Regions from separate parts of the Mus musculus genome. Here regions 1, 3, 4, 5 and 6 are each linked to region 2. The links are chromatin loops, found by intact Hi-C in ENCODE. Cell type or tissue: left cerebral cortex. All regions are shown on one strand. Region 1 holds the start of Ube2e1 (ubiquitin-conjugating enzyme E2E 1). Region 2 holds the start of Rpl15 (ribosomal protein L15). Region 3 overlaps Nr1d2 (nuclear receptor subfamily 1, group D, member 2). Region 4 overlaps Ube2e2 (ubiquitin-conjugating enzyme E2E 2). Region 5 overlaps Nr1d2 (nuclear receptor subfamily 1, group D, member 2). Region 6 overlaps Ube2e2 (ubiquitin-conjugating enzyme E2E 2).

Evidence for each region. Hi-C counts contacts between places; a loop is a spot of excess contacts. Peaks named below come from ENCODE experiments on the same cell type or tissue, not always from the same donor. Only the 100,000 strongest peaks of a DNase experiment are listed, where the experiment ranks them.
Region 1: a loop joins it to region 2, with 7 times the contacts of the local background. A loop is called at or near these places in 13 of 42 quality-filtered maps.
Region 3: a loop joins it to region 2, with 2.1 times the contacts of the local background. A loop is called at or near these places in 20 of 42 quality-filtered maps.
Region 4: a loop joins it to region 2, with 4 times the contacts of the local background. A loop is called at or near these places in 3 of 42 quality-filtered maps.
Region 5: a loop joins it to region 2, with 2.8 times the contacts of the local background. A loop is called at or near these places in 13 of 42 quality-filtered maps.
Region 6: it touches region 2 in a loop (7-fold over the local background); 3 of 42 quality-filtered maps call a loop at or near these places.

What each region holds. Positions count from the first base shown.
Region 1 is chr14:18,328,603-18,332,602 of GRCm38, forward strand. Ube2e1 (ubiquitin-conjugating enzyme E2E 1) reads right to left here and starts at 3,242. Exons shown (of 6, transcript NM_009455.3): 1 at 3,085-3,242; 2 at 2,348-2,532. The coding sequence starts at 2,499. In left cerebral cortex, no CTCF peak of the experiment used is centred here; DNase peaks (open chromatin) are centred at 2,403 and 3,215; H3K4me3 peaks cover 1,591 bases; H3K27ac peaks cover 1,096 bases.
Region 2 is chr14:18,269,373-18,273,372 of GRCm38, forward strand. Rpl15 (ribosomal protein L15) reads right to left here and starts at 1,614. Exons shown (of 4, transcript NM_025586.3): 1 at 1,587-1,614; 2 at 907-1,088; 3 at 535-671. The coding sequence starts at 1,078. Nkiras1 (NFKB inhibitor interacting Ras-like protein 1) reads left to right here and starts at 1,764. Exons shown (of 4, transcript NM_023526.4): 1 at 1,764-1,951. In left cerebral cortex, a CTCF peak has its summit at 1,625; DNase peaks (open chromatin) are centred at 1,741 and 2,515; H3K4me3 peaks cover 3,082 bases; H3K27ac peaks cover 1,419 bases.
Region 3 is chr14:18,219,873-18,223,872 of GRCm38, forward strand. It overlaps Nr1d2 (nuclear receptor subfamily 1, group D, member 2), which reads right to left. Exons shown (of 8, transcript NM_011584.4): 2 at 2,115-2,381; 3 at 96-184. Among named protein-coding and RNA genes, the nearest start is that of Nr1d2, 17 kb to the right of the region's middle. In left cerebral cortex, no CTCF peak of the experiment used is centred here; DNase peaks (open chromatin) are centred at 2,285, 2,764 and 3,516; H3K27ac peaks cover 203 bases.
Region 4 is chr14:18,888,216-18,892,215 of GRCm38, forward strand. Ube2e2 (ubiquitin-conjugating enzyme E2E 2) reads right to left here. Exons shown (of 6, transcript NM_144839.2): 2 at 51-234. The coding sequence starts at 226. Among named protein-coding and RNA genes, the nearest start is that of Ube2e2, 3.6 kb to the right of the region's middle. In left cerebral cortex, no CTCF peak of the experiment used is centred here; DNase peaks (open chromatin) are centred at 558 and 1,562; H3K4me3 peaks cover 636 bases.
Region 5 is chr14:18,209,024-18,213,023 of GRCm38, forward strand. It overlaps Nr1d2 (nuclear receptor subfamily 1, group D, member 2), which reads right to left. Exons shown (of 8, transcript NM_011584.4): 6 at 2,756-2,941. Among named protein-coding and RNA genes, the nearest start is that of Nr1d2, 28 kb to the right of the region's middle. In left cerebral cortex, a CTCF peak has its summit at 1,946 (motif pointing right); a DNase peak (open chromatin) is centred at 1,981.
Region 6 is chr14:18,880,687-18,884,686 of GRCm38, forward strand. The region is part of intron 2 of Ube2e2 (ubiquitin-conjugating enzyme E2E 2); the gene reads right to left. Among named protein-coding and RNA genes, the nearest start is that of Ube2e2, 11 kb to the right of the region's middle. In left cerebral cortex, no CTCF peak of the experiment used is centred here; no DNase peak of the experiment used is centred here.

The DNA.
Region 1 (4,000 bases), 59 kb after region 2:
AGAAATCCGCCTGCCTCTGCCTCCCAATTGCCTTTTGATGTTAACCTTAGCTTTCCTTTAACACAAATAGCCACTCTTTCAACAAGGAATCTACAAGTCTAAATCTGTTGCACTAAAAGGCACATACTGCATGTTGGCTCCATTTCCCGCCTGCCATTTCTACTTTAATGTTTCTTTACCAGCTGTTTCTGAGTGGCCTCTCATAGGCCAGGCTGACAAGGAATGCCATGATTGTTCTTCACTCCCAAAGGTTTTCTGAGGGTAGGAACTTCTCCAGTCAACACTCAGTTTGTTTTTCTTTTTACTGGAGAAAAAGGTCCAGCTAAAAATCAGCAGGGTTCAGTGCATTATAGTTGGCTTCTTCTGACCCTCAATATCCTTAGAAAGGAAAACTCTGAATTGACCTACCTGGCTTACCATGACCATGACCATGACCATTATTACCATTACTCCTGGGCTTACCATTCTTGATGATGTTTCAAGCCTGCTAGGCCAGTACACTACTATCCAAGCTATCAAATAGTTTTACATGTTTTTGTTTGGCATTTTGTTCATGAGACAGACTCTCATGGAACTCACTTTGAACTCACAGGACATCTATCTGTCTGTTTCTGTTTCCAAGGGCTGAGCTGACAAAAGGCCTGTACTACTATGCCCAGAACTAAGTTTCTAAGTTCCTTAAGCATACACAAGCTGTGTCTATGGGAAAATCTATTTATTTGTACTATACTGACAAAAAGAAAACTACTTTGTATACCTGTCCATTTTCTCCTTATGTCTAGCACAACGTAAAAGCCCCAGTGACATCACAGCTAATGTCCTGCACTGGGGCAGGAGTGACATCACAGCTAATGTCCTGCACTGGGGCAGGAGTGACATCACAGCTAATGTCCTGCACTGGGGCAGGAGTGACATCACAGCTAATGTCCTGCACTGGGGCAGGAGTGACATCACAGCTAATGTCCTGCACTGGGGCAGGAGTGACATCACAGCTAATGTCCTGCACTGGGGCAGGACAGGTCAAAAGTAGAACAGAGAGCTCAAGGCCGGGGTTGATCAAGAAAGGCCATCCTGAGCAAGAAGGATAGAATCTAGGTTCTGGGAGATTCACAGGGGTTCATCAAAGACCCTGGAGAGACTGAGATATAATCAGACCACTGAAACTGATAACAGTTTTACCAAAGCATCAACCATCTCTCCAGACCTCAACAGCAACCATTTAAAATGACCTGAAGTTACTCTATCAGTCCAGTTAGCTCACTAAGACAGCATACCAAGTTTCTGAATTTCAGTTCAGGGAAAACAACAGAACAAACTGACAATCTTTGAGTTCCAGGCTCACTACTCAGCAGAGAGACCCGAAGCCATTTAGACCTTCCATTTCATTTAAAATTCTTTAAAGAATGCCATTCCCCAGCAGCCGAGTTTCTGTTCCTTACTATGGCCAACCATCTCAACAAAAAAAGGGGGTATGAAAGGAGAGGAGAGGCAGGCTCCCAGGTATCTACTAGAGATTATTTTAAGGAACACAGGATCAGAGAATGTGACTTAAGGTTGACAGAGGTAAATTATCCACCTGGTTTTTTTTACACAAGAGAGAGATTATCGCTGGGTGAACTAAGTGGCTCACTTCTGTAACAATCAAGAGGCTGAGATAGAAGTGCTAAGTTCAAGGCCAGCTTGGGCCAAAAGAGACCTTGTCTAGTAAAACAAGTCTTTCTGAAAAGTGTCAAACTGAAGTTTTTAAACAGAAAAGAAAAAAAAAATCCAAAAATAACTGAAATAATTTTACAGTTATTCACTGATTCTTTCATCTCCCTTAACTCTCCAAACAGGCAAAGGTTCTTCAAATTCTGCCAGAAAACATGACATTCTTTTAACCGCTAATGAGAGTTAGTTATTCCTTAAGCGATGTATGGAGAAAACCCTATTCAGAAAACACCACCCCTGCAACAGGTGAAGAGGAAGAAAGATGGTCAGAACTAGTTTTAACAGAGTTGCCCAGGAAGGTACTCTTAATAATGAAGTATGATGACAGCCTCCGGGAAGTCAGAGATTCGTGATTACTAGGATGAAGACTCTGAAATCACATTGGGAGTCACTCATAAAAGTAATGAGGATTCTTGAAACTTCAACAAGAAACGGACGAGGCCAACCACAACTCCTGCATATGGACGAGGGCACTAACAAAACCAGAAGCAGCGAGCAGTAGAGAAAACAGGTGGGACTCCCATGCCCCATTTTCCTGCCTGAGAACTCACGAGAACGTCGTTGAAGCCTCCCTCCCTGACATGCAGCACGAGGCCACTGGGAAGCTCGGATGCCTGTGGAGAAAGGAGTGGGATACCTCTTAGCGCTGGTGGAGAGAAGCTTCGAATTTTTGCTCATGCTGACTTTACTCTCCTTCTTCTTGGGGGTGCTGCCTTCTTTCTCGGTCTGCTGGTTGGAGGACGAAGATGACGAGGAGCTGGTGCTGGCCCTCGAATCGTCATCCGACATAGCGAACCCCCCACCCCACCCCGCGAACGGCCCCTGCAGGGGGAGGAAACAAAACAGAAACACAGACCATGCAGGCGCTGCAAAGAGGGAAGGAACTCCGCTGTCAGGAGGGCGCGGGCCGGGCCGCCCCCGCTGCCTGCAGAGGCTCGGGGCCCACCGCCGCACCGGCCGAAGAGACACGGGGGCCACGATCGCGCGGGGGCGGCCCGGGGAGGGCCGGGAGCCGCCGCCGCGGTCCCCCAGGCCTCCCGGCGTCCGCTCGAGTTTGGCGAGGTCGGGACGAGCCGAGCAGCGAGAGTGGGTGAGCAAGCCGAGCGTGGGCCGCGTGGGCCGCGGGGACACGGCTCCTGGCCAGGCCGGGCCACGCGGGGCTGCGCTCGCAGGCCGACGCGCACAATGCGCCCCGGGCGGGCGGGTCCCCGCGGGGACCGGGCCGCTCTGACAGTTCGCGCGGCCCCCGCCGCCCGGGCCCGCCACGCCATCCCGGTCGCCCGGCCCTGCTGCCCGCGGCCCGGCGGTGCCGCCCGTCCCCCGGCCCCGCGGCCCCAGGCCCCGCGGCCCGCCCGCCCTGAGGGGCCCCCGCACCTCTCTTTGTGTCTGGCTGCTCCGTGCCGCCGCCGCGGCTGCTGCTGCGGCTGCGACTGGGCCTGGCCACTCGTGTCTCGCTCTCACTGGGAGAGAAGCGGAAGTGCAGCAACAGCAACTATTAACCAGGCAATGGCTTCCCCGGCCGCACACGCTCCGCGCCACTCCTCCTCTCCGCCCCGCCCCGCGCCCCTCCCCCGCCGCACCTGGGGGCCGCGGCCCGGGAGCCCCGAGCGACCCCGGCTTGGCCTGGGGACGCCGCGCCGGGCGGAGCCGAGGCAACCGGGCGGGATTGGGGGCCACTGGGGCAGGTGGAGCCCGGGGTGACCAGGGGAAGTTCTTCCCAGGAGGGCTTTGGGAAAAGGCTGGGGAGTGAGGGGGCCGGTGTGGGGAAAAGATGGTACTCTCCTGGCGAGGACTTTGACTCCTCCCCAAAAGTGATTCGTTTGAAAAGAAAGAATGGAAGAAAAGAAGAGAAGAGAAGAGAAGAGAAGAGAAGAGAAGAGAAGAGAAGAGAAGAGAAGAGAAGAGAAGAGGAGAGAAAAGGAGAGAAAAGGAGAAAGGAAAGGAAAAGAGGAAAGGAGAAAGGAAAGGAAAAGAAAAGAGGAAAGGAGAAACGAAAGGAAAGGAAAGGAAAGGAAAGGAAAGGAAAGGGGGAAAAGGAAAGGAAAAAGGAAAGGGAAGGAAAAAGGAAAGGAAAGAGAAGGAAAAAGGAAAGGAAAGGAAAGGAAAGGAAAGGAAAGGAAAGGAAAGGAAAGGAAAGGAAAGGAAAAGACCCCTAACAGGTTTTTCCTTTGAGCTGATGACACTTGTTCCTCCCTCTGGCAATTACGTGCTTGGAGCAGAGGTCACGCCTGTGAGAAAAAACCCAGACTGGGATTCTGTTCAGGACACCAGGCATGTGCAATTTTATACT
Region 2 (4,000 bases):
TAACTCTGGGTCATGAGACTGAAGCAGGCCAGGTCCCCACACACCTTAAGAATTAGACTAGCTTAAATGACAGACATGTAGACAAAAGCACATAACTTTTTTTCTCCCTAAAAACCAGACATGAAATTGAGTGCTGTCCTAGTCCCCTTCAGCAATAGGGATCAAGCCCATAACCCTATACATTAATTCAACAAATGAAAAAAAAAGTTCTAGCTTGTGGAAAGGGGGCTCCTACAACCATTTATCAACCTAAGAGTAACTGATCACAGAATATTAGCAATGTAAATAAAACAGAATGGCCCAAAATTTTACAGTCTTCCAAAAGCATAGGGTCTGTAGAAACTAGTCCAGAAACCCAAACCCCTTTCCGCACATCCTCAAGCAAAACAGTAACAATGAGTACCGATAGTGACTAAGTACAAAACAACTCCATCCCCACCTTATACCGAGGGAAACTCCACCGGCTTCCCCGTTTCTTCCTAGCCCACCATTCCTAATGGGTTGTCAAGACAATCGATACTCCCAACAACTCACCTCAGCAACAGACTGAAGGCTTCGGGCAAATTTCAGCTGGTTAACACCATGGTGGACAGGCTTGCCGTAAGTTGCACCCTTAGGAACTGGGCGTTTACGACCACCACGGCGGACACGAATCCTGTAAATGACATAGCCTACACAAACAAACAAAACAACCCAACCACCAATACGTTAGACTAAGTTAAGACTTTCCAATGCTTCCTTTTAATTACAAAGATAGACTATGTAGACTAAAGTATATCTGTAACCTATATCACATTTAGCATAGCTAAATCAGGCAGGTTTTTTGGGGGGGGGGGCACTTCCAAACTGAGGCCCGCCGACTTTTCTGGGAGTGTTATAGACCACCCACATCGTGACCTCACGCACCTTGCTTAGCCTTGTATCCCAGTCTTCGAGCTTTATCAGGCCGGGTGGGGCGGGGAGCCCTGTGCAGCGCAGAGAGCTGGCGGTATTGCCAACAGCGGACCCTCAGAAGAAAGCGCATCACGTCGGACTGCTTCTTCCTCCATAGCTCCTGGATGTACTTGTATGCACCCATCTTGGCTCACCTTTTGAGAGGAAGAAGCAAATCGAAAGAGCGATCGCTGTCAAGGACATTGACTACGGCCTCTCCATCCTTCCTGGAGCCCCACCGTCCACCGGGAATGAGAAGGGCTCTGCAGAGGCAGCAAGGCGCAGGGCCGGCTGGGCGGGACTGACTATTCCATACTCCCGGAGGCCGCCAGAACTGGCAGCAGGGTTATAACCGCCACCGCGAGTAAGACCAGGAGAGCTTCGTCCCACCCGGGCGGCCTGATGAGAGGCAAGCCGAGGCCACGCTTCCATCCCACGCCTCCTTCAGTCCCCGGCCCAGCTCGGATCCTGCCGCCATTGCGTCTCTCAAGCCTCCCGGACGGCGGCGTATTCGTACCCTCTCCACCCCGTATCCTCACTAGGCGCTCGTGCGAGGCAGAAACTCCGAGGCCGTAGGGTCGCCGGGGTCGGATGGCTGAAGACTAGCGCGATTCGCGACGGATAGACACACAAACACCACCCCGCCGCCCTACCTGATGGCTGCCGCCAGAGGAAAGGAAGAAGGCTTTCTCCCACAATCCCTTTTGTGGCTCCTCCTCCCACCCCGGCGACCCTCCTTCCGGTGGGGCATTGTAGCCGCACTGTGCCTCTTGGGGCTTGTAGTCCCGACATCCAACCTGGTGGGCGGAGTCAGGCTGGGACAGCCCGCCGCTTCCGGATGCTCTCCCAAGCTCTCAGCAGTGCTCCTGAGCTGCCAAGGCTGCGGAAAGTGAGAGGCGGCGAGTTTGCTTACGTCACGTCAAGGGGCCGGAGGAAGCAGGTCGGGGACCGGCTCCAGAGGGACGCCTTCGGACCGCGGTGACCTGCGTGCTGCTGTCTCACTGCCCTGCAGTGTCAGGTTGGTGTTTCCACCGGCGCCTCGCTCCGTGATCTCGGAGCACAGTGACCGCAGGACGGCCGTGACTTGGTCGTAGGCGAAGTGGTACGCGTGGACCTTGCGTGTCCTTAAGGCCGGCCAGGGACTTTGGACTTGCGCGAACCAGGCTAGTGGGTGGACTGTGGTGCCCGTCCCCCTCTGAATTTTCCGAGGTGCCCGGGGACTTGATTTTATAGGCGTTTTTAGGATAGCAAATTGTTCATTTGCCATGACCCGTTTCAGGAAGAAATGCTGGCATTCTGCACTGCGTTCTTTATTGAGAAGTAATGGTGTATTGGAGTTTTTGTAGTTCCAGAATTTTCTATTTTCATACAGTTGTGTGGTTTTAATAAACTACGCTTGTTTGTGGCAAAGGTTTTGGGAATCATGTTTACCTTTTCCATCAATCTGTGGCTCTTCTTATCTTTTAGAATAAATGGCAGCTTTAGCATTTTAAGAGTCCTCACCTGTCCTATTTAAAAATTCAACAGATGTATTGCTTAATATGCGTGGAGCTCAGTCTCAGCTGCTGGTGATGCAGCTCAGACAACATACAAGTTCTAGCCTTGGGAGCAAGCGTTAACACTATGCTATGTATTGCTTTTGATGCCAAGTGTAAAGGACACACATTGAAGGAGTGGAGGGGTATTGAGCGGTACAGTGTCTCAGCGTCCTGGCAAGTGGAGCCTGGACGAGGTGGGGTTGGGGTGCGGGGGGGGGGGGGGAGGGGCAGTAACTGACTTTTTTCTCTTTTAAGCACATCTGGTGGAGCTTGCAAGTTAGCATGGAGTGAAGGATATGAATTCTTTTAGGACAGTCTTCAAAAATTTTTTAACGTTTATTTTTAGGCTATGTGTGTTTATTTATGTGTGTTTACTTGGATGTATGTTTGTGCACGACCACCTTTGTACCTGGGGCCCACTGAGGTAGGTGGAAGTGGTTGAAAACTTCCATGTAGGTGCTAGGAACTGAACCCTGGGGGCTCTGCAAGAGCCGCCAGTGTTCTAATTGCTGAGCCTCCTGGATGATTTTTTTTTTTTTAATAATGCTGAAGAATAAATTACAAGTCTGTGAGTGTAGTTCAGTAGTAATGTGTTTCATTGATGTGCAGAGACACCATGACCAGGACAACTTTTATAAAGGAAAACATTTACTTTGGGGCTGGCTTACAGTTTCAGAGGTTTAGTCCATTATTATCATAGCAGGAAACATGGCAGCATGCAGGCAAACATGGTGCTGGAGAAGGAGCTGAGAGCTCTACATCTTGATCTACAGGCAGCAAAGAGAGGTGTGCCTCACTGGGCATAGTTTGAGCATGGTAGATCTCAAAGCCCACCCCCACCCCACAGTGACACTCTTCCTCTAACAAGGCCTTACCTCCTTTTTTTTTTTTTTTTTTTTTTTTCCATTTTTTATTAGGTATTTAGCTCATTTACATTTCCAATGCTATACCAAAAGTCCCCCTTACCCACCCACCCCCACTCCCCTACCCACCCACTCCCCCCCTTTGGCCCTGGCGTTCCCCTGTACCGGGGCACACAAAGTCTGCGTGTCCAATGGGCCTCTCTTTCCAGTGATGGCCGACTAGGCCATCTTTTGATACATATGCAGCTAGAGTCAAGAGCTCAGGGGTACTGGTTAGTTCATAATGTTGTTCCACCTATAGGGTTGAAGATCCCTTTAGCTCCTTGGGTACTTTCTCTAGCTCCTCCATTGGGAGCCCTGTGATCCATCCATTAGCTGACTGTGAGCATCCACTTCTGTGTTTGCTAGGCCCCGGCATAGTCTCACAAGAGACAGCTACATCTGGGTCCTTTCAGTAAAATCTTGCTAGTGTAAGGCCTTACCTCCTAATAGTACCTTTACTCTTTGGGTAAAAGATTGAAACACATGAGTCAGTGGGGCCATACTTATTCAAACCTCCACAATGTGCTTAGTAGTTAGGAATCAGAAACCAAACCTCAAGGTTTTAAGTTGGGGTACAGATCGCTGAGAGGAAGGGTTAAAAGACAATACAGAATACCAGGACTG
Region 3 (4,000 bases), 50 kb before region 2:
CCCCCTTCTAAATAAGCTGTGGACACTCACAAACCTAACCCACTTTCTTTACTCCCAGAATTAGATAAGTAGTAAGAAATAAAAGCTTTTTTTACCTTACAGCCTTCACAAGCATGAACTCCATAGTGGAATCCTGATGCCACATCCCCACAGACTTTACACAGTAGAACCATGCCACTAAATTCTAGGGCATAAGGAGACAGAAAATAAAAAGCTGGGATAATCACTCAAGTGCTTTTTCCAATTGAATCTTTTATCTCATTCAATTTGCAAGTGCTTTGAAACAATACACTTACACACAGAAGAAAATAATCTCTTCCTTTCTCCCCCCACTCCCACAGAGACCCTTGCCCACACCAGGCAAGTGCACCAAACTGCAGCCTTTTCATTTTTTGACAATTTTAAGCAAATTTTTGTAAATCTGTAGTTACCTGATACCAGACATGCAACAAGAACTTAAAAAAAAAAAATCTAGATAAAAAATTAAGAATTCAAGCAGAGAAATCAATAGAAAATGCAGGAATGGTGATGGCTGAAGAGATAGCTCAACGATTAAGAATATTTTCAGAAGACCAGGGTTTAGTTCCCAGCACCCATGTGATAGCTAACAACAGCATGGAACTCAGTCCCACCTAATCAGGTCTCCAAGAACACCTACACACATGGTTCACATATATTCTTCCAGGCTCACACACATACACATAAATTTAAAAAAGCAAGTAAGTAAATAAATCTTTTCCAAAAAAAAATGAAAAGAGAAAGAAATGTAGGAGACTGGAGCGATGACTGAGCGATTAAGAACACTGACTGCTCTTCCGGAGGTCCTGAGTTCAATTCCCAGCAACTATATGGTAGCTCACAACCATCTGTAATAGGATCTGATGCCCTCTTCTGGAGTGTCTGAAGACAGCTACAGTGTACTCATATAGATAAAATAAATAAATAAATCTAAAAAAGAAAAGAAAGGAAAGGAAAGGAAAGGAAAGGGAAGGGAAGGGAAGGGAAGGGAAGGGAAGGGAAGGGAAGGGAAGGGAAGGGAAGGGAAGGGAAGGGAAGGGAAGGGAAGGGAAGGGAAGGGAAGGGAAGGGAAGGGAAGGGAAGGGAAGGGAAGGGAAGGGAAGGGAAGGGAAGGGAAAGGAAAGGAAAGGAAAGGAAAGGAAAGGAAAGGAAAGGAAAGGAAAGGAAAGGAAAGGAAAGGAAAGGAAAGGAAAGGAAAGGAAAATGTAAAGAAGGCTTTAGGTATAATTATTGAAGAGTGCTTGCGTAGTGAACATGAGGCCTGAGCTCAATCCCCAGCATCACAAAGAAAAATGGTGCAAAGGTTTTGAGCTGTGCTGCTTCAAATCAACAAGAGATGGACAAGGTCCATGCCTTTTTTACCTGCCCCACTAAACCTGTTCCACCCACACTTGCTCAGATAAACTGCTTCACTGATCAGTGCCATCCTGCTTGGGTTTCCTAATCCCAAATGTTCCCAACTCCTGCTTCATGAAAGTAAACCCATCCCACAACCAGCAAACACTACCACAGAGACTATGCTCAGTACTAGGAGTCTGGTAGAAAGGCCCCTCTGTAAGTGTGTGGTAAAGGGAAGATGAAACACAGTTGGGCCACTGTGATGGTTTGAATATGCTTGGGCCAGGGAGTAACACTAATAGGAGGTATGGCCTTGTTGGAATAGGTGTTGTCACTGTGGGCGTGGGCTTTAATACCCTAGTTCAAACTGCCTGGAAGCCAGTAATCTGCTACCAGCCTTCAGATGAAGATGTAGAACTCTCAGATCCTCTTGCACCATACCTGCCTGCATGCTGCCATGTTCCCACCTTGATGATACTGAACTGAACCTCTGAACCTATAAGCCAACCCCAATTAAATGTTGTCCTTTATAAGACTTGCCTTGGTCATGGTGTCTGCTCACAGCAGTAAAACCCTAACATAGGACCACATAACAGCCAGCCCCTGACAGAAACTTCTAAAGGCATCACTGATACTTTGCCTCATGACTGACCATGGTTACCAGAGGGAGAATATAGTAGTATGACACCAAGTAACAAGCCTGGGACATAAAGGCCATCTGCATTAGTGACAATAATATAAAATACTAATGGACTTACTTGTCATTCCACTGTGACTCTTAGTCATGCCAGGAGCACTGGTTTTGCCTGTTTTCACAGGACAATCTGTGCGGTCACTCTTCAGAACACCATCGATGCTAGAGATATCAGCGTTCTTGGGATTGCCGTTGGCATCACAGTTAGAGCTATTTGGAGAAGATGGAACAGACGAGGACGAGGACTGGAAGCTATTCTCAGAACCCTCACTGTGACAAGAGGCAGGGCTGGAGGCAGAGCTAGAGGAACTGATGTAGGCAATCACACCTCCTAGAAAATAGTGCAAGTAGACATATACAAAATGATGCATGTATCTGATTTTACTCAGATAAATATACTACTTTACTGAATTGTTAGAAATGTCACTAATTTCAGAAACAAAAAGTGATTGACACTACTTTTGTTTACACCAAAAGATTCTTTATGTGTCATATTACTCCCTCTACAAAGTTCAAAGTTATGTTATATCCCACTGATATCACAATGATAAAACCTTCAGTAATTTGTCTGTCATAAGAACACACAGACCTAAGTCTTTCCATTTTCTAACTTGAGTACATTCCTGGCTCACACCAGCAAACTACACACACAAAACCTGCACTGGTCCTCAGCCTCCCCATTATTCCAGAGCTGGCTTCCTTGGCACTGAGCTGAGACACATGCTAACGGGGAACAGGGATTTCATTTGGAACAGCAGACAAATTCTCCCAAGCTTGCTGCTCTGACACTCCCTGAAGACAGGACTCTGCAGTGAGTCCAGAGCCCACTTCCTTCTAGGACCCACCCATCACAGCACTTGTACACCCATCTCTGTGCAGACACACTATGTGTCTTCCTAACATAGTTACAGGCCACATTAAAGAGTGGCAGAAGACATACAACTGTACAAGAACAACATTAAGGTAGAAGATAACCCTATCTACCAGAGGCCCAAAACACAACAGTAAGTTAACTGAAGTAACCTCCACAACCCCTATGCAAACTCGCCTGGCCTCTGCAAAGCTGTATTCTTCTCTGGATGAGAAATAGTGTTTAAAATCGTTGTTAAGAGTATAATTTTAAGCTTCTTGCCTTAAAGAGATAAAATGCTACAAGACTAACACCAAGGCCAAACTTATAATTTTCCCAAATAAGTAATTCTTATTTCCCAGACCAAATAAGTTATTTTTCTCTCCTCTGCCAAGGTCCGCTGTGCTTCTGCCCCCATCATCAAACACTCACTGGTTCCTCGATGAACAGCAGACACAAGAGACAATGGTCACCTTTCTCCAGCACTATAGGCACCTACCATCTGCCTGCATCCACCAATTTTTCCACTAGCCACAAGCAAACGGCAATACTGCAATTCTCAGCACACTTTATAGGGATGAAGCCTACCCCCACCACATACTTTTAACATCTATTTCTGCCTTTGTGAAATACACATTGACTAACAGATTCCAAGCACTGTGAAATATAAGCAGGAAGCCTGGGGGCTCCAGACAACAGTCTAGATGATGGTGAACATAAGGAGCTGGAGAATATCAAGCGCAATGCAATGAGAGTATTAACTTGAAAATAAAAATTGTAGGAGATAAAGATATGGCTCAGTGATAGTGCACTAGAATGGATGAGACCCTGGGTTCAATCCTCAATACTAATAAAAAAGGAAAAAAATGTCTTAAAGATAATAACTCTTTGGCCCAATTTTTGTAAAGATGGGATCTGTGTTTAAAAATATAAGAGGTAGAAGAAGGCTTCATAGGCACAGGCTTGTGCCACATGTGAGGACCAGAGTTCAGATCTCCAGAACCCAGATAAGAAGACAGGTAGAAAAAGCTGGGGCCGAGCGTGGTGGCACACGCCTTTAATCCCAGCACTTGGGAGGCAGAGGCAGGTGGATTTCTGAG
Region 4 (4,000 bases), 620 kb after region 2:
CTAAGTACAAGGAAGGAAATTCAAATGAAGTGCTAACAACGGCTGGCTACCTTTTGGCACTGGTTGACAGTTTCGCGGCTGTCTTGCTGGATATCTTCCCCTCCTTTTTCTTAGGCTGAACTTGTTCTCGATCAGGTTCCTGCTGAACGCTCTCCCGCTGATCTCCATCAGAACTTCCTCCACTAGTGCTTGGACTGTCATCAACTCTCTGCGCCTCAGTGGACATCTTAGATCCTGGATTAAAGAATGGCATGTCATTTATTCTGCTGTGGTAGGGACTACAACAAGGTATGTTCATAATGAAGAGAAACAGAGCCCATGAAACAAAAGAAGTATAATTAGGTATAAAAATGAGAATTGCCCATTTATAGAACAAATAACTCTGGGGTTTGCTAAAACCTCTCTTCTCTGCATTCATGGAAAATTTAGAAACAAATGTTGGTAGCAATTTTATTCACAAGGCAGAAAGTAAAAACAATTCAAATGTTCTCTAATTGACGGGTAAAGCATGGTGCATCCACATGACAATATACCTCAGGCACAGAAACAAATGAAGTCTGGCATCTGCAAGCTTCAGCAGAAAGATCTTGAATCTTTATGCTAAGTGAGCGAAGCCAGCCAGAAGGACCAGACTGTACAAGCTCATTTGTAAGGAATGTCTAGACAGGTACATGGTGGGAATGTAGAGACAGTACAGGAAAGTGTTTTCTAATGGGCAGAAAGTTTCTACTGAGTGATAATAATATTCTTAAATTAACTAGTGCTTATAGTAGAAAAGCCTCGGAGTTCTGCTTTGCTTTGTACTGCTGAGGACTCAACTCAGGATCTTGGCATGATAGGCAGGTGCTGCCATTGAGCTACCTGCAATCCCTAGGCTAAGTTATACCTTTTAAGATGGCAGCCTTGGGGCTGGAGGGGCATTTTGGACAGTGCACACTCAGCAAAGTTCAACCGCCAGCATTTACAAAAATGGAGGGGGTTACTTTTATAAGGTAAATTATATCTCAAAAGAACTGGCACAAGATAAACCAGAAGGGGTTGGAGAGAGAGTTCAGGGGTTATGAAAACTGGCTGCTCTTCCAGAGAGACTGGAATCAATTCCTAACACACACATGGTAACTCACAATGGGCTATAGCTCCAGTTCCAGGTGATATGACACCCTCTCTGGCCTCCCTCGGCACCCAGGCATATATATGGTGCACGACATACATGCAAACAAACATCGATACACAGAATATAAAATAAGTATTTTAAATAGGGGGGGGGGGGGAGAGAAAGGACTGAGAGCCTAATTTTTATAGGCACTGGGAGAAGCATTTTGGGCTCAGCTATGAGATGTCCAGACAGGTAAAGAGACCTGCAAAGTGTCCTGACAAGTCGGTGTAAAAAGGCACAGGGCTGAGAGAGAGTGGTACTGCCACGCTAATATCCAATCAATACATCCTTAGAGCTGAGCCAAGCTTAAAATCCTCTAAGCTGGGAAATTGTTTTAAGTAACCTTTGTGATAACAGAACAGAAACCATGTGATCCTAAATAAGAACTGAAGCTTAGGAGGGTGTGGGCTCTGATCCAGCTCGACTAGGCAACCATGTTGCACAACAGATAGAGAGTGTACCGAGACACTGAAGGATTCCTTTTTTCCCAGTCTGGAGGAAATCTCCCTAGAGGTTCAGAATTCACTTTGCTTTGAGTTCATGCTCCTGGAGCAGCTCTGATGACTAACTCAATTCCCGTAATACTTTGATACCTAGGTAGCCGTTATAACCTAGATAGTGACACAAAAATGCACTGAGAAATGGATAGCCCTTCTCCAATCTCATTGTATTATAATCAGCCCCAGGTTGGTCCTTACTATCACATCCTGTATGACCTAACAAGCTGACAGACCTAGAATGAAACTGACAAAAGTCATGTTCAGACTCTACAGGGCCTCAAGTCACCAGTAATCACTTTGAGTATCATATAGCTTCAGCTCAGACATGCTTTTGAAAAACGAGACTGCCTGTGACTAGAGTCATCACCACCACCAGCACTACCACCACCACCACCACCATCAAGGGTAAAACACACATACATGGGGAAGGGAAGAGATAAAGAGAAAGAGTTTTATCCAAAGTCCTCTTGAAAAGGATCCATTTTGGTTACTCTTAAATTAAGACTGAAATAAAACTGTTGTTGACATGGTCAAGAGCAAACTTCAGTACACACAAAAAACAGACACTTCAAATACAATTTATTATTATCATTACCTAGTTCAAAGGCATGACCCAGTACTTCTGATCAACATTCATCACCATCAGCTCATCCTAGAGTTTATTCAAAACCATGGTAGCTTTTCTAAATGCAGGCCTTTAACAGACTGAAAGTTTTCTATGAGAAGCTTATAAGACAAATATGCACAGCACAGTACTGGAAGAAGCAGGAAGCACAGCGATAAAGCATCAACAGACACTACATATGACATGACCATCCTCATCCCTAGTCCCTTTGTTCATGACATCCAGTAAGTCTGTCCAAATAGCTCTCACACACTCACAGGACATTGAGACTGCTCTCCCTCTCTCTTGTAAGTGGAGAGCATCATTCCCCACGGCTAAGACACCTTTTATGAGCAATAAAGTCACTTAACAGAATACCGAAATTTTATGTCTCTATGTTTCATGTCTAGCTCTAAAAGCCTGAGTATATTTCTTGGGTTTTCTTATTTGACTTTAACATTCTTATTATTGGATTTAATATTTGTATTCTTTCTCAGCTTGCTTCTTTGAGTTAAAATATATCTAAAGTTAAAAACCTTGTAAGTATGTGCTATATAGCATGCTAGCTAAGCAGGCTTATGTATAAGCAGGGAAACAGAAAGAAGCATTCTTAGGATTAGATGCTCTCAAGGTAGGGTACTGTGAGCAAACTTTTAAGAGATGTGAAATCAGTGAGAAATTGTTCTATGTATCCTAAACCTGAGGCAATCCATCACATGGCAAACACAAGAACTCTAGAAAAGTAGTTGCCTTACACTGCAAGCACAGCTGTGACTGCTGTGTGCTGCATCAGTCATGAAGTGCACACATTTCAATACTCTTTTGTGCACACCTAGTAATGTGTAAACTATATAATACTGAATAGACTATGCAATGATGTAATGGGCCATAATCTGAAACTGAAATTTCCTCAACTACTTCAGAATACCAGAAGATTAAACTACTAAACTACTATTAAAGGTCTGGGGGTATGGCTCAGTTCTAGAGCCCTTGCCAAGCGTATATGTGAAGGCCTGGGCTCAACCAGAACACTTCCCCAGAAAGCAATTAAATGGCTAAACAGAAGCATAATTTCTCTAGTTTTACAGTTTAAAAAATTATTTCTATTTTTGATCTAAGATACCTTATCCGATCCAAATCTTTACGTACAAATGACAAATCCTCCTGAGAACACTGATAAGCATTATAAAACCATTTAGACAAAGGCTCTGTATCTCCTATTCAAATGTCAAGACTTAAGAGACTTTCTGCTGAGTGTTTTCTGAATCCTTGATTACAGAAAAAAGGGGACAACATGATTGTGTACTCTGGCACAATTAACTCTTATGAGAGGAAATCCTCTGCAGGTCACTCAAATGAACTATGTATAAAATTGGTGCCTTGTCTCTCTAAAGTAAAAATGAGTAGGTCCCTGAATTAAAACTTCTACATATTAACTTCTCTGGCATTTTAAAATTAATTCCTAAAGAGCTAATTCCCTAACCTAGAAGGAAGCTAAATTCCAGGGATCTAAACACAAATACATCCTCCAATGACAGTTTCAAAGATCTTAAGACACCTAAAGTGATATTTTTACTTCAGATTCAAGTAACCCTTAGTTTCTAACTAAATATAAACATATTACATTTAGGTATTTAAACACACTCATTCTTTTTGAGCTTTATTGACTATGTGCTCTGTGATGTCATCAGGCTCTGGAAATTCCCAGCACATAGTGAGTGAAATTAGCGTGTTTCAGAA
Region 5 (4,000 bases), 60 kb before region 2:
GAGAATCATTCAGAAGGGGAAACTAAATAATCAACAGAGGTGGATGGAGAGAGGGAACAGGGTAGGAGATGGGTTAAGGAGGGGAACAGGGATGGCAATCAGGGTGTGGGGAGACAAGGGGCAGGAGAGGGCTGAGAGTAAGACTGGCAATCGGGGTGGGGGGCATCTCTGGTGACTAGCTGGATGTCTGGATGAGAAGGGGAGGTATAGGGAATCTATGAGATGAACCCTAGCTGAGACTCCTACCAGAGGGGAATATAGAGACTGAAATAACCCCCTTCTGTAGCCAGGCAGGACCTTCCAAAGGAGGGAAGGGGACATCAATCTACCCATAAAACCTTCAACCCCAAATTTATCTTCTATTTAAAATGTACAGGGATAAAAATGGAGCAGAGACTGAAGGAACAGTTAACTTGAATAGTTAATGACTACCCCAACTCGAGACCCATCCCATGTAAGAGAGCCAACCCGACACTATTCATGATACTTTGCTATGCTTACAGAGAGGAACCTAGCATAACTGTCTCCTGAGAGGCTTTCTTCAGCAGCAAAGGAAGACAAATGCAGAGACCCACAGTCAAACATAAAGCAAAGTTCTGGGAGTCTTGTGGAAGAGTAAGAGAAAGAACTGAGCAAGTCAGAGGGGTCAAGGACACCACAGAGAGACCCACAGAATTAATTAACCTGGGACCGTGGGGACTCATAAAGCCTGGGCCATCAACCAAGGGAGCATGCAGGAGCTGAACCTAGACCCTCTACACATTTGTAGCAAATGTGCAGCTTGGTCTTCATGTGAGTTCCCTAACTAGTGGAGTAGGGGCTGTCTTGATCTCTGTTCCCTGCCACTGGATTCCCTTCCACCAACCTGAACTGCCTGGTTGGGCCCACTAGAAGAGGATGTGTGCCCAGTCCTGCTGGAAGTAGTTGTTGGGAGTGGGGGGCAGGAAGGAGTGATATGCAAGGGTGATTCCCCTTCGGGGCAATGGGGAGACTGATTTGTTAGGGAGGGACTGGGAAGAGGGCAGTGTGCTGTGATCAAGATATAAAAAGAATATTATTGGGGGAAAAATGGGTCTAGCCAAAGAAATTCATGAAAAGCATATTTTAGGTGTCTATGGTGTAAGACAAGTTCTATTTCAGTCATCACAACGCAGACTGTTGCTCAGGCCACATCCAAGATTGTATCGCATCACAGCACAAGACTGCTGCTCAGTCCACATCAGTTTTAACTGATCGTACCACAGGACTGCAGCATGCGTCCACACTCTATCTGTGACATCAATGTTGTCTGGATGCCTCTCTTACATCTGAAACTGCACTGGGCAACACGATCTTCTACAATGCCTCAAACAAAAGTGGCCTGCCCAGACAACCCAAAAGGAAGTGAATCTCCTCTGATAATGGTGCAAATTCCTTTGAAGCACAATCACAGGGTGGAAAGAACATCCTAGACATAACATACCAGTCACCTCTGGGCAAGAATTACCTTTCCCAAAACAGATGGACTGCATCAGCCTCTGACTTGAACCCGCAGACGTGAAAAGCTAAGTTTCATTGTATTCCTTTAAACTGAAAGGCCCAGCTGTTGCTCAATTATTCTAGGGATGGTTTATTACTAAAATAGTACTTCTCTGTTCTAGTTCAGATAGTCCAGGTAGCAGAGGCTTCTGTGGCACATGTGAAAATTGGGTAAGGAAGAAGAAATGAGACCTAGGAGAATGCACAAAGACTAGAGGTTTCTCTAGCCAGGCACATTCTATGAAGGCCAGCACTTAACACCAAGAGTACCTGATAGTTTAAATCTGTACGACTCATCGGGGGAAAGAGCCTAATACGTTTGATTCCTTCTCAAACTGCTCAGAGTTTAAAGGTCTGGCCACAAGATGTTCACCTATTACTGTCCCCTCAAATTTCAGAGCTGTGTGTAAGTGACCTCTAAGTCACCACTGGGAGGCAGCAATTGACCAGCCCACCTATACAAGGGGCAGCCATGGCAGTCCAAGCACAGGCACAAAGCATCTCTTCAAGAGAAGCTGGGATGAAAAAAGGGAAAAAGCAGTGGCAGAAGGATGACACAGTGGCACACCCCAAACTCAGGAGGACACAGCAACACACCCCAAACTCATCAACTGGGAGAGAACTTGGAATTGAGGCAATCTGGACTACTCAAAACCTTATCTTAAAAGCAGTGACTGAGGACAAGCTGCCAAGGATCTGAGGAGAAAGGGCAGCATAGAGATGTCTACTGAGTCGCTGAATATTCTATATTCTCGTAAAGTAAAAACCATTTGCCAGTCTCCTTTCTTGGGTTTTGGGGGTACTTACTTTTGCTTGTTTTGGAAACACAGGATTTCACTATGTAGCCCTGGCTTGCCTGGAACTCAGATTCACCTGCCTCTACCTCCTAAAAGCTAGGCCTAAAGGCATGCACCACCATGCCACACACAACCCACTCTCCTTATTTATTCTGTATTCAATATAGTAAACATTAGACTCAGCTTTTGGGTATCTAACACTAAGCAAAAACCAATACATCTACACCTGAAACTACCGGCAGAACCTGTAACTTACATGCTGGGGTCACAGAATTGAACACTCTAGTCGCAAGTAGCTCAATGTACCTGTCCCTCCCTTCTTGGAATTCTGTGATAGTTACTGTTTTGTTAGAGACTCTGAACCATCAACATTTATTTAGAAAAGAAAAAAGAATTAAGTACATGGCTTTGCATCAACAATCAGGATAAATAAAACTTACCTCAAAAGTCCCAGCTTTTAACAGATTGACCTGATCATGCTGAGACAGATCTCGGAAGCCAGGAATCCTCTTTGCAAATTCCACCACCTCTTTTACTGCTGGGGTAAAACTCATTGAAAATTCTTCCCAGATTTCATGTCCAGACTTCTGAGGGTCCACATATGGAGACTTGCTCATAGGACACACCTAATTTACAAGAAATAGAAAAACTCTTAAATTTTGAAGAGTGGCAAAAAATTCCAAAGTGTCACCTCGATTATGAGAAACCACAACATGAAATAACTCCTAACTCAAGTAAGGCCTTCCATCACTTTCTGTAAATACATCTTACCTCAAAACAGGAATTCTCACCATAGTAAATACAATTAGATTATCTTCAATGTACATAAGAAAATGTGTGAGTTCTCACCAATGAAGTGGGTAAATATTTTAAAATGGAGGCTTTACAAATCACATATTCAACCATAGAGATGGCTTAGCTCTTGTAGTTCAGTTCCCAGCACACTCATCAGTGGCCTATTAACTGCAGTTTCAGGGGCCTCCTTCAGCACCTTCACACATGTGTACACACCCACACTCACACATGCACATAATTAAAATTAAAATAGCCAGATGTGGTGGCACATGAGTTTAATCTCAGCACAAGGGAGGAAAAGGCATGAGGATCTCTGAGTTCAAAACCAACTGGTACTCACATTTAGTTTAAGATCAACAGAAGTATGTAGTAAGACCCTATCTCAAAACAAAAAGCAACAATAATAAAATTTAAAATAAAATAGAAACACATATCCTATACACTTAAATGACCTTGTAAAGCTTTAATCCCAGTACTAGGGAAGCAGAGACAGAAAGATCTCTGTGAGTACCAGGCCAGGCATGAGTACATGAGACCCTGTCTCCAATGTGCTTTTAAAAGCCTTATGACAAGTTAATTGAAACAGCTATGGACCTACTGTAAGAGGTAACCTAGGCAAACACTGCATAAACAAGAACTTGAGAACCCTCTTAAATGGGCAACAGCTGCCACCTTACACACATGTGCAGGGTCTTGACCACCTTACATGCATGTGCAGGGCCTTGACTTTTGAAAACAGATCTCTTTCTCACCCTGGTTATTATGGTCAATTATAATCAATAATCTTTGTCTTTTCTCTGCTAGTAGATGAAATCCATAGTCTTTTGGCACAAGCAAAACAAGAGCTCCACTACAAAAGCTGCACCTTAGTCCATAATTACCCTTTCTTA
Region 6 (4,000 bases), 610 kb after region 2:
TAAGCATCATAAATGTTGGCCCTTGAAAATATAAAATTAATTATAGCTAATACATCTGCTCCTGGAGGGTTCTGCTGCTGGAGTGCTCACTTCTCCTGCAGAGACCTTGGTTCCTAGCTCCCAACACCCCACACCCAACGAGGTGGCTCACAAACATCTATTGCTCCAGTTTCCAAGGATGTGACACCTTAATCATGCCTCCCGAAGGGAAGCAAAACTTAAATTCATAAAACAAAAATCAATAAATTTTAAAACAAACAAAACAAAAAACCAGCTACAGTTCACTGTGGGTTAGCATGAAATAAATCACACAGTGAAACTATTAATATCTCCATTTTTCAAAGAGAGAACCAATAAATACTACAGAAGTGTGAAGGAAATAAAATTTAAATATCTTCTTTAGAGTATAAAGACAACCAATAGTGATTCTTTTAATTAAAAAGGTGAGATAAACTAATTAATCCTAATATTTTAGAGCAAGCTGTCAAATATATTATTTAATTAATATATTATTTAATTAATAAAACAATTATGTATAATTACATAAAAATAAGTTGTTCAGAGTTACGTAGAAAAATAAAAAATAAAAGAGTTAAAACCACAGACATATACAAGGCTTCTTCAAAAGCTAAGAGTGGAGAGACAGCTCATCTAGCTAGACAGAACACTAGCTGGTCTTCCAGAGGACCCCTAATTTGATTCCCAGCAATCCCATGATAGCTCACAGCTGTCTAAGACTGCAATCCAGGTGATCTGAGGACCTTTTTGGGCCCCCCTCTAGCACTAGGCATGCTTGTGGTATACTGACAAACATGCAGGCAAATTACTCATACACACAAAACAAAAATAAATATTAAAAAGAAATTAAAACTGCTGGGACTATCAGGGAAAGAAGGATGGCCAAAAACGTATTGCTCCCCATTAAAAAGGAAACTCCCACTATAGGTGATTTGTTATGAGAGATAAGTGACTTTTTACAATATTTATTTTGTTTTAAGTTATGTATATGCATGTATACCTGTATAAGTCGATGCACAGGTGTGCAGAGCCCTATGGAGAACATCCAATCCCTTACAGACACCATCTAGTTACAGTCAGTTGTAACTGTTGTGTGTGCTGAGAACCGAACTCGGATCTTTTCAGAAGAAGCCCAAGCTCTTCATGTTTGACCCACCTTTCCAGCTCCCAGGGGACATTTATAAACTGTTTGCAAAATTAGAAAAAGAAACATTCAAAGAGTACCCTTACCAACCAAAGATGCTTGAATCTCAGACAGAGGACAGTTATGGTGATCCTGAACTCCAAAGTGCTAAGATTACACGTTTGTACCAGCTGGAAACCAGTTTTAATCTAAAAGAACTTTATTGGGATTTTCAATTAAAAATACCAAAATAAGTATTTAATAAACCATAATTTCCTGTCAAAGAATTCCCCAAAAGAACCCACACTTCTCTCCCAGCCACTATGGTTACAAATTACTCATTTCAAAAAGTAATTTCCTGATAAACTCAACAACTCTAAGCAATAAGCCAATATATTACAATATATTTTGAACTACTGTTACCTTATCAAGGCTGTTTCTCTAGACAGAAAGGATTATAGAAAGAATTGCCATTTAAATAATTGTAAGGTGTCCTAGTGAATTAAATGACAGCAATTCTAAAATTCTCCAAAACCTGTAATCGTGGTATGTATTACATTTCTGTCTTGAGTAAGGAAGACAGCTAGTACTGTCCCTAGGCTGAGGAAAAAAAGGAAAAAGTATCAATACTTCACCCTTAGAGTGTACCTGTCACATGATAGTCTTAGGCCACTAAGAGTAAATTAAGCCCCTCACAGGCTGTAGCACTTGGAGAGTGGGCCCCGTGCCTTGACTGGGCAGCAGAGTGGAGCTGGCTCTTGAGGTGTGGGTGCAGGCAAGCCAGCCCAGAGTGCATGAGAACCTGAGACCTGACCCTGACTCCAGCCAATGGTGGAACTGCATGGCCTAGCCAGAGCAGTGCTGGACAGCTCACCTTGGTGTTGTAGATAAGGGAGGACTGGTACACTGACCAGTTCAGCTACCATCCAGGCCCAGATGTAGGACTCTGAGTTGACCCACCCTAAAATCTTTATCATCTGAGAACAGTTGAGATGCAGGAAAGGGCCAGTCCTGCTGTTCCAAAGCTGCAAGATCTCCATGACACAGGTCAACAACAAGATAACCAAAGGAGTCCTGGTCCTCACCAATACAATATTGATGGTGTCACAGAAGCCAGAAACCTCAAACCAGAGACCAATGACTCACTGTAATGACATTGGAAAGTATGTGGACAGAGGGATATAGCATGGGACACACTGTGACATACTACAGCTTTCATGATGAGATGTTTTTCTATGCTTTGTTTTTTTGTTTTGTGTGTGTGTGTGTTTTACTTTGGAGGGCAGTTGCAAAAGCAAAGGACAGATATGAGAGAACAGGGAGATAAACACAACAGGAGTGCATAATAGGAAACTCACAACAGGAAACTCACAATAGGAAAGGTTAAAATAAATAAATAACCCCCTCCCCAATAAAAGAGTGAATTAAACAAATCACACAGAATTCTCAGCTACTGCTTTATCTGTCCTCATTTTCAGGATAAGACTGGTTACTATACACAAGCAAGAAGAAAGAATGAGACACTTATATTCCAAGGCAAATTAAAAGGTGACTTTTTAACAGACAATTGTTTCAGCCATAAACCATCAAGATAACTGACTATTTCCAATTCCCATCATCCAATATGACATAACACCCAATTCAGTGATACACAGTTAGTAAATGTACACACTTCCCTGGAGATTCAGGAGCAATGATCACATGTTTGCCTGTTTACCTGGCTTAACATAAAGCTGTGTCGAAGGAGTGCATGATCTGAGCACAGTCAGTGCTTCAAAATAAAATAAAATAAAATAAAATAAAATAAAATAAAATAAAGGTATGCAAAGTGGGTGCTTGTCAGTCATAATTTATTCAGACTCAACAGGATGGGAGATATATGAACACACTTCAGAAAATTGAAGCAGTGTAACACACACAAATCTTCCGTTATAGAAAGTTTACTCACTCACTCACCCAGGTCTCAGCACAGCAAGAACGTGGGCATGAAGCAGGAGGAACTAGAACTTTAGCTACTAAGATCTTTCTTTACACCTGTACTTTTTTCTCCCTCCCTATTCTTTTCCCCTTCCTCCTTACCTTCCTTCCTCCTCTCTCCCTCCCTTGTCTTCTTCCTCCTCCTAATGTTTTATTTTAGACAAATTCTCACTGTGTAGCCCTAGAAGGCCTTCAACTCACAGATATCCATCTACCTGCCTCCCAATGATGAACCTTATTTCTATTTTTGTTTATGCCCATGTATATGTATGCCGTGAACAGGCCAGTTGAAGATGTCAGATTCCCTGAAGCTAGAGATACATGTGGTTGTGAGCAGCCTGATATGAGTTCTGGGACTCTCTTAACTGCTAAGCAATCCTTCCAGTTCCCACATCTAGACTTTCTATATCCCCACAGACTGCATGCCTTAAGACACATCAGCACTCCTAACCAACTAAACATTTCCTTCCCAAGAATTCTCAAGAAAGCATCACATTAATTTTATTGCATATTTTTAATGGCAAAAGAGTCTCTAGAAAAAAACTTTCTAGTGCACATAAGCCTAGAATTCTGAATGCTGATAAGTACCACACACCTGTCATTTTAAGAGACCACTGATTTAAAATACATCATTAATTAAGTGTGAGCATCAACTGTAAAATGCTTGCTGACTCCAAAACACTGAAAAGTTTTAAAATACACTCTTCAAGAAAAAAAAAACACAGTTATTACAAGCAAACTTCATTGAGTTCATCATAGAACGGAAAACCACATTAGAACAACTGAAATCCACCTTTCAGCCTAACAAAACCATGAAGTTGAAAACCAAATACTCTTCCTAAATTGGCACTTCACTGAAATCTCACTAACATTATAATATCA